2 separate regions of the Homo sapiens genome follow, and region 2 is linked to region 1. The links are chromatin contacts, found by Hi-C or POLR2A ChIA-PET in ENCODE. All regions are on one chromosome and are shown on one strand. The core of a region is the stretch at or near the end of the contact, and the rest is flanking DNA. Distances in the headings are between cores, read along the strand shown. Region 1 holds the start of LINC00960 (long intergenic non-protein coding RNA 960). Region 2 holds the start of ZNF717 (zinc finger protein 717).

Region 1 (3,181 bases), core at 364-2,863:
CGAGACCCCGCGCAAACCGGGGTGCTGCCCTTTCCAGGCAAGAGGGAAGGCAGGCAGAGATGAGGACAGGAACGGAGACAGAGTGGGACGGAAGGATGGAGCTAGGAAAGGATGGATGGACGGAGGGACCCTGGAAGGGAGAGGAAGAGGGAGAGAGGGAGAAAGGGAGGAAAAAACCAGGGCAGGGAGGGAAGAACAGAGGGCAGGATGGACCGAGGGACAAAAGGAGCAAGAAACAGAGAACCGAAGGCAGACAGAAAAACGGTCTTCTGCCTCCAGAACCAACAGGACCCAGCAATCCGGGAAAATGTTGGGTGCCCAGTGCGGGCTAAGTGCTGGGCCCACAGCCCCGTTGGCCGGTGGGGAGCTCAGCGGCCCTCCGGATCGCCAGCCTGGGTTACTTCATCCCAGAGCGATTCAGACGAATTCCGTTTCCGAAGGAATGAGCGAATTCCCCAGAGAGCAATGAGCGGAGACTCGGGTGGTTGTCTGTTTTTCATCCACATGGTTCACAGATGACATATCCCCACGTTTAGCCCTGCAACAGAGCGCGAGGCGGATAGTCCCATCCACACAGAAGTCACGCTCAGGCCAAGTGAAGCGTGATTCTGGATTCCACGTTTCTTTGCTCTCTGCAAAGGTGCCTGTTACTCAAGTCTCTGCCGCCCCCGGAAAGCGTGACCATGTTGACTGTTTCCCGAGCTCTGTGGGGACCCAGAAACTTCCAGGAATGCGTGGAAGACCAGCATCGTGTCGGTGCTCTCCTTTCCAGTTTTCAAACAGGCTATATCGAAGACTCCCCATTTTGCAGAAAACAGGAATCCATCCTCAGGCCGTGATGCACGGGACGTTTCTTTTTCTCTGTGCTTTCGCTCTCATTGTCTACATGAAAATGAACGAGATCCACACACCTGCGTGTGTGAGACTATCACGGCAACTATGACACCCACGCGCTGGCAATAGAGTTGGCAGCCTGATCCCAGGACAAAGGTACTGACGGACATCCAGACACACCCCACCACAATCACTAGCAAACCCACTCCCAAACAGACACATACGGGCGCACGCGCGGGAACACAAGCATACACGCAGACACACAAAGACACAGACAGCTTGAAGAAGAGCAAGGGACAGAGGGATGGAGAGATAGAAACGGAAGGAGAGAGAGAAACAGCGATAGAGAGAGAGACAGAGAGGGACGGGGAAACTGCGAGAGAGAGAGAGAGAGAGAGAGAGAGAGAGAGACAGAGAGAGAGAGAGAGACAGAGAGGGACGGGGAAACTGCGAGAGAGAGGGAGAGAGAGAGAGAGAGAGAGCAAGGTGGAGAGGGAAGTAGAGAAAGGGAGAGGGTGAGGGAGCTAGAGAGGGGGAGCAACAGAGCCTTGGAGAGGGAGGCTCTGCTCTGGTAGACAGGGGACCCTTTGGCGAGGGTAGGGTGGAGGGTGCCTGGGCCGGGCTAGAACAGGAGGGCAGGGCCGCCCACGCGGGAAAACCAACGGAGCCCTGAGACGTGTTTTTACTTGGATTGGTTGGTTGCTTTGGGCGTGCGTTTCCTAGCGTCATTCCTTTGTTGGCTCCTCCCTGTCCTCTTGGTGCTGTGGGCCCTGAAAGTTGTCGAGTGCGCCTGTCCCTGTGGTGGGAGCAGTGGCGCCGAGCGTGCCCACGGGCCGCCGCTTGGGTTTCTCTCGTGTTCAGGGTAGTATGGACGTGGACAATGGCAGTGGCCCCTGGCTGGCCCAAGAGCCGGGTCCAGATACGCGCGCCTGATTCCAGGCGTCATAACCAACCCGGGGCCGCGAGGCTGGGATCAGGCACCCCGGAGCCGCTTGCCCGTGGCCGGGCTGCTCTCCCCCTCTAAGCCTAAGCACCGCCAGTCGCGGCGCTGCGCTTTCCGCCGACCTCCCAGAGCGTCCCGCCGTCGCCGGCGGCCAGCCTCGCGCAGGACCAGTGTGGCGCCGCCCTGCTGTTGCTGGGGGGCGCCCGAGGCCTCCATTCCTTGCCCAGGCTTCCGGCTCTCGGGGCGGCCTCCCTTCCGCCCACGCTCCAGGGCTTCCCCGGCTCCCGAGCTCCGAGCTTCCACCACATCGGCCGGCTCAGGACAGGTATGCTCATCCCGTCACTTTTTAACTTTTTGTTGTTTCTATTTATATTTTATTGTGCTATGTCTTGAAATGTTGTTGTAGCTATTACTTTTGATTGGATATTATTTAATATTCCTACTTTGAATAAGAGTAGTTTGCACACCACACAGCTATAGTGTTATAATATTGTGTTTTGTTTTGTATCCTATTAGCAGTGAGGATTTTTTTACCTTTAGGTGATCATTTATTGCTCATTAATGTACTCTCTTTAGCATTCCTTTAGGACAGACATGGTATTCATAAAATACTTCAGCTTTTGTTTGTCTGGAAAAGTCAGTATTTCTTTTTATTTGAAGAACACTTTCACTGTATATGCTATTCTAAGGTAAAAGTTTTTTTCCTTTAGTACTTTAAATATTTATTGCTTCTCTCTCCTGGCCGGTAGGGCTTCCACTGTAAAGTCGGCTGCCAGACGTGTTGGAGCTCACCGGTATGTTACTTGTTTCTTTTCTCTTTCTTCCTTTAGAACTTTTCTTATCTTTGACTTTTGGAGGATCTACTGAACGCTTTGAAATAGTCTTTTTGGGGTTAAATCTGCTTAATGTCCTATAACATTTTTGTAGTTGGATATGGATATCTTTCTCTAGGTTTGGAAAGTTTTCTGTTATTATCCCTTTGAATAAATTTTTCTACCCCTGCCTCTGTCTCTACATCTTCTTTAAAACCAATAGCTCTTAGATCTGTCTTTGTGAGGCTATTTTTCTAGATCCTGTAGGCATGATTTGTTGTTTTTATTCTTTTTCTTTTGTCTCTTCTATGTATTTTCAAATAGCCTGTCTTCAAGCTCACTATTTCTTCTGCTTGATCCATTCTGCTATTAAATGGCTCTAATGCATTCTTCAGCATGCCAATTGCATTTTTCAGCTCCAGAATTTCTGCTTAATTTGTTGTAACTATTTCAATCTCTTTGTTGAGTTTAGCTGATAAAATTTGGAATTTCTTTACTTTGTTATCTTAAATTTCTTTCAGGTTTTTTTTTTCTTTTTACAGCTATGTTGAATTCTCTGTCTGAAAGGTCACATATCTCTTTTTCTCCAGGA
Region 2 (3,181 bases), core at 487-2,986, 110 kb after region 1:
AACATCATGGAAAGTGCATCTTGCAACCCAGCAATTTTGGCCTACAATTACTTTTTTTTAAATGTACATAATATGTATTTCCTGCAGTACACCATTCTACTCATGTTTCCCAATAACACCTTTCCCTGTATCCAAGCCCTCATATTATGCTCTGACAATAAATTGGGCTTTTCCATCTGACTTGTCCAGTGAATGGACAATGGAAAATGTGATGCAAATATCCATTGGTTCTTGCCTTTTTGGACACAGTCATATTGTGAGGAGGTCTGGAGCTACCCTGGTGGAGACACAGGGCCTAGCCAAGAGTCACCACAAACCGCCAGATTGTGAAGGAAACTATCTTAAACCAACCAGGCTCAGTCAACCCACCATGTGACCAAGGCCTCTTTTGTGATCCAGGCAACATAAATATATCAACTACCCAGCTGAACCCACCACACCAAAATGCAGATCCACAGAACTTCAAACAAATAAAATGGTGGTTGTTTTTTATAAGCCAGTAAGGTTTAATTAGTTCCTTAAACAGCAAGTATTAACTGTTACACCTAAGTGAACAGAATTCAATATGTTTTTAACAAAATTACGTAGGGGGAGAAAGTCTTAAATTACAAATCAAATACAATCGATAGAACTTCACAATCTAATGCTAAAGCTAAATTTGGTGATGGACTAGGTTTAATATATCTCAAACGCTGGAAACAACGAGGAAAGGTTGAAGGAATGGGACTGTGTTTGGAGAGTATTTTAATCTTCTCAGGTATGACAGGTCACTCCTGTACCCCAGACCACACTTTCAGGCCCCTTCAAATAAGGAATATTTCCTAGGTCCTTGCCTGTTCTTCTCAGCCGAATTCACCTCAACCTTCTGAAAGTTCGTCCAAACCTACCACTGTCACCTAGTCTTTGCAAATCTTGTGCATTCTAGGGAGTAGAATTAATATTTCCCGAGCGAGGAAAACTGGGATCTTCACCTGTGACCTTTTATCCTCCTCTGAAGCACCAGTGGGAGGTTAGACCAGAGGGCTGTTCTTTCAAGTGCGCTTCTTATTCATAGGGAACCCTCCCTTTCAAACCTTATAACACACGGTTAAGACTGAAGTACCCTTAAGGCTGAAGACCATCATCCAGTACCCCATCTCCCTCGCGGCATCAGTGAGTTCTTCCCTGGAAACTAGGTCTCGTATAAACTTCTGTAAACGCAACCCAGGAGGACTAGGCAGGTCACACAGTGAAGGAGGGAACCAGAAACTTCACTTGCTAAAGAGACACCGGGAAACCCAACTAATACAAACGCCCAGTTTAAGACTCGAGGCGCACGCGTTTCGCACTACTCCTCTGGGAATGGGGAACGTCTCCCGAGAACTGTGTGTTCGCACTGGGACAGATGGGCAAACTGAGCGTCATGCGGGTTGGTAACCGGCTCCCTCAGCGGCAGGACAGGAGCGCGGCCTGCAGACTCCGGGCCCAGGGCCACCGGCCTCGCCTACCCGCTCCTGCGCCTCTAGAACCCGCTTCACTGCCGGGACCCCACGCCTGTCCTCCCAGCCCCCGCCAGGGTCCGCGGCCTGCACCTGCACTTCAGGCCCTGCCCGCCCGCGATGCGCCCACGCGTCTGCTCCCACAACTGGGGAACACTGGTCCGGCCCCCCGGGATCCCCCGGGCCCACGGGTTCCTCTTCGCCCTCGCACCGACCCGCAGGGACATAGAACCAAGCCCCAGGCTGGCCCAGCTACAAGACCGCCTCTGGGTGCCGCACTTCCGGAGGAAAATGGCGGAGTGGGCGGGGCGGCGCATGCGCAGAGAGAAAAGCTGGTTCCCAAGGTCCTTGATGGTAACATCATTGGAAGGTGACACTACATTTCCCATGAGGCTCTGCGGTCCCCGGTTAGGAACCCAAGCCGGACATTCTGTTTTGCCCAGCAGTGAGTCCAGTTACCCAGAGACCCGGACTTAATGGATCAGGACTGGTCCCTACCCAGGTGACACAGATGTGGCATTCTGGTTCTTTATTAAATCCTGGTTTCACAGCCTGGCACATTGTGAAAATAATGGAGAAATTTCAATAGAGGCCAATTGGTCTATGCTATTAATGAGTAACTTTTTTTTTTTTTTTTTTTTTGAGACGGAGTCTCACTCTGTCACCCAGGCTGGAGAGCAATGGTGCGATCTCGGCTCACTGCAACCTCCGCTTCCCGGGTTCAAGCGATTCTCCTGCCTCAGCCTCCTGAGTAGCTGGGATTACAGGTGCGCGCCACCACACTCACCTAATTTTTGTATTTTTAGTAGAGACGGGGTTTCACCATGTTGGTCAGGCTGGTCTCGAACTCTTGACCTCGTGATCCGCCCTCCTCGGCCTCCCAAAGTGCTGGGATTACAGGCGTGAGCCACTGCGCCCAGCCCTCAAGTCTATTTTTTATAAATGCATTCGAAAGCATGAAAAAAATCATGTCTCTATTTTACTTTAAAATTTTAAAAACACAACTAATGAATATGGTAATTCTCTTCCAATCCGTTATCTTTTCTCTCACTAAACTAATTTATAAGCCTTCAATTTACACAGTTACAAAAAATGCTCTAGTGCATATACTGGGATAAAATAACAGGGTCATAAGACAGGTGCACTCCATAATCTTTGTGACAACTTACACTTCCAGTGTCTGATAAATATTTGCCCATAAACTCCCACGTTTCATCCATCCACCAATCAATCAAATCTAGCTATCTTTATTTATTTATTGTGAGAAAGACCTGAACTTTGCCTTTCCTTCCCTGATTTCTGCCACAAACTAGGCAAGGATTTCTGCCTAGGGGTTTCTCAGAGCTCCGGCCACCACCGAGGTTCCTAACAGGGAAACGCAAGCTTGAATGCTCAGGGTTGATGTGGGAGTGCGTGTGAAACGGGGTTGGGGTGAAAGGGCAGTGAAGTTTGTAGGTGGGCAGATGAGGGTGTGAAGGGCTTTCAGGTAAGAGGCACGCAGGAGACTGGGAGAGGCAGCGAAAGCACCTCACGCCTCAGATCACCAGAAGACGCTTCCACCAGTGCCGTGACAGTTTGCCAATGCCACGGCAGCACGGGAAGTCCCCACCCCTTGCCATGGAAACAGCTGGAAGTTACTGCCCATTTCTAGCTATTTCTGAATAACCCGCCCCTTAATTAGCATGCCATTAAAAGTGAATTAT

The links. A loop is a pair of places that touch in the nucleus more often than their neighbours do. ChIA-PET counts read pairs that join two places held with the same protein, here RNA polymerase II (POLR2A). Pooled maps may share reads with other maps.
Region 2: a loop to region 1 is called in a map of PC-9, with 14 times the contacts of the local background. The contact joins the promoter of ZNF717 here to the promoter of LINC00960 in region 1. A Hi-C loop is called at or near these places in 1 of 168 maps with a recorded cell type or tissue (PC-9), 1 of 37 single-sample maps with no recorded cell type and 4 of 50 pooled maps. POLR2A ChIA-PET finds 5 or more read pairs at or near these places in 1 of 52 experiments (AG04449).

The regions. Positions count from the first base shown.
Region 1 is chr3:75,670,668-75,673,848 of GRCh38, forward strand. It overlaps LINC00960 (long intergenic non-protein coding RNA 960), which reads left to right and starts at 1,614. Exons shown (of 5, transcript NR_040005.1): 1 at 1,614-2,102; 2 at 2,527-2,571; 3 at 3,180-3,181.
Region 2 is chr3:75,783,813-75,786,993 of GRCh38, forward strand. It overlaps ZNF717 (zinc finger protein 717), which reads right to left and starts at 1,737. Exons shown (of 5, transcript NM_001290208.3): 1 at 1,572-1,737. RefSeq lists an enhancer at 1,850-1,999.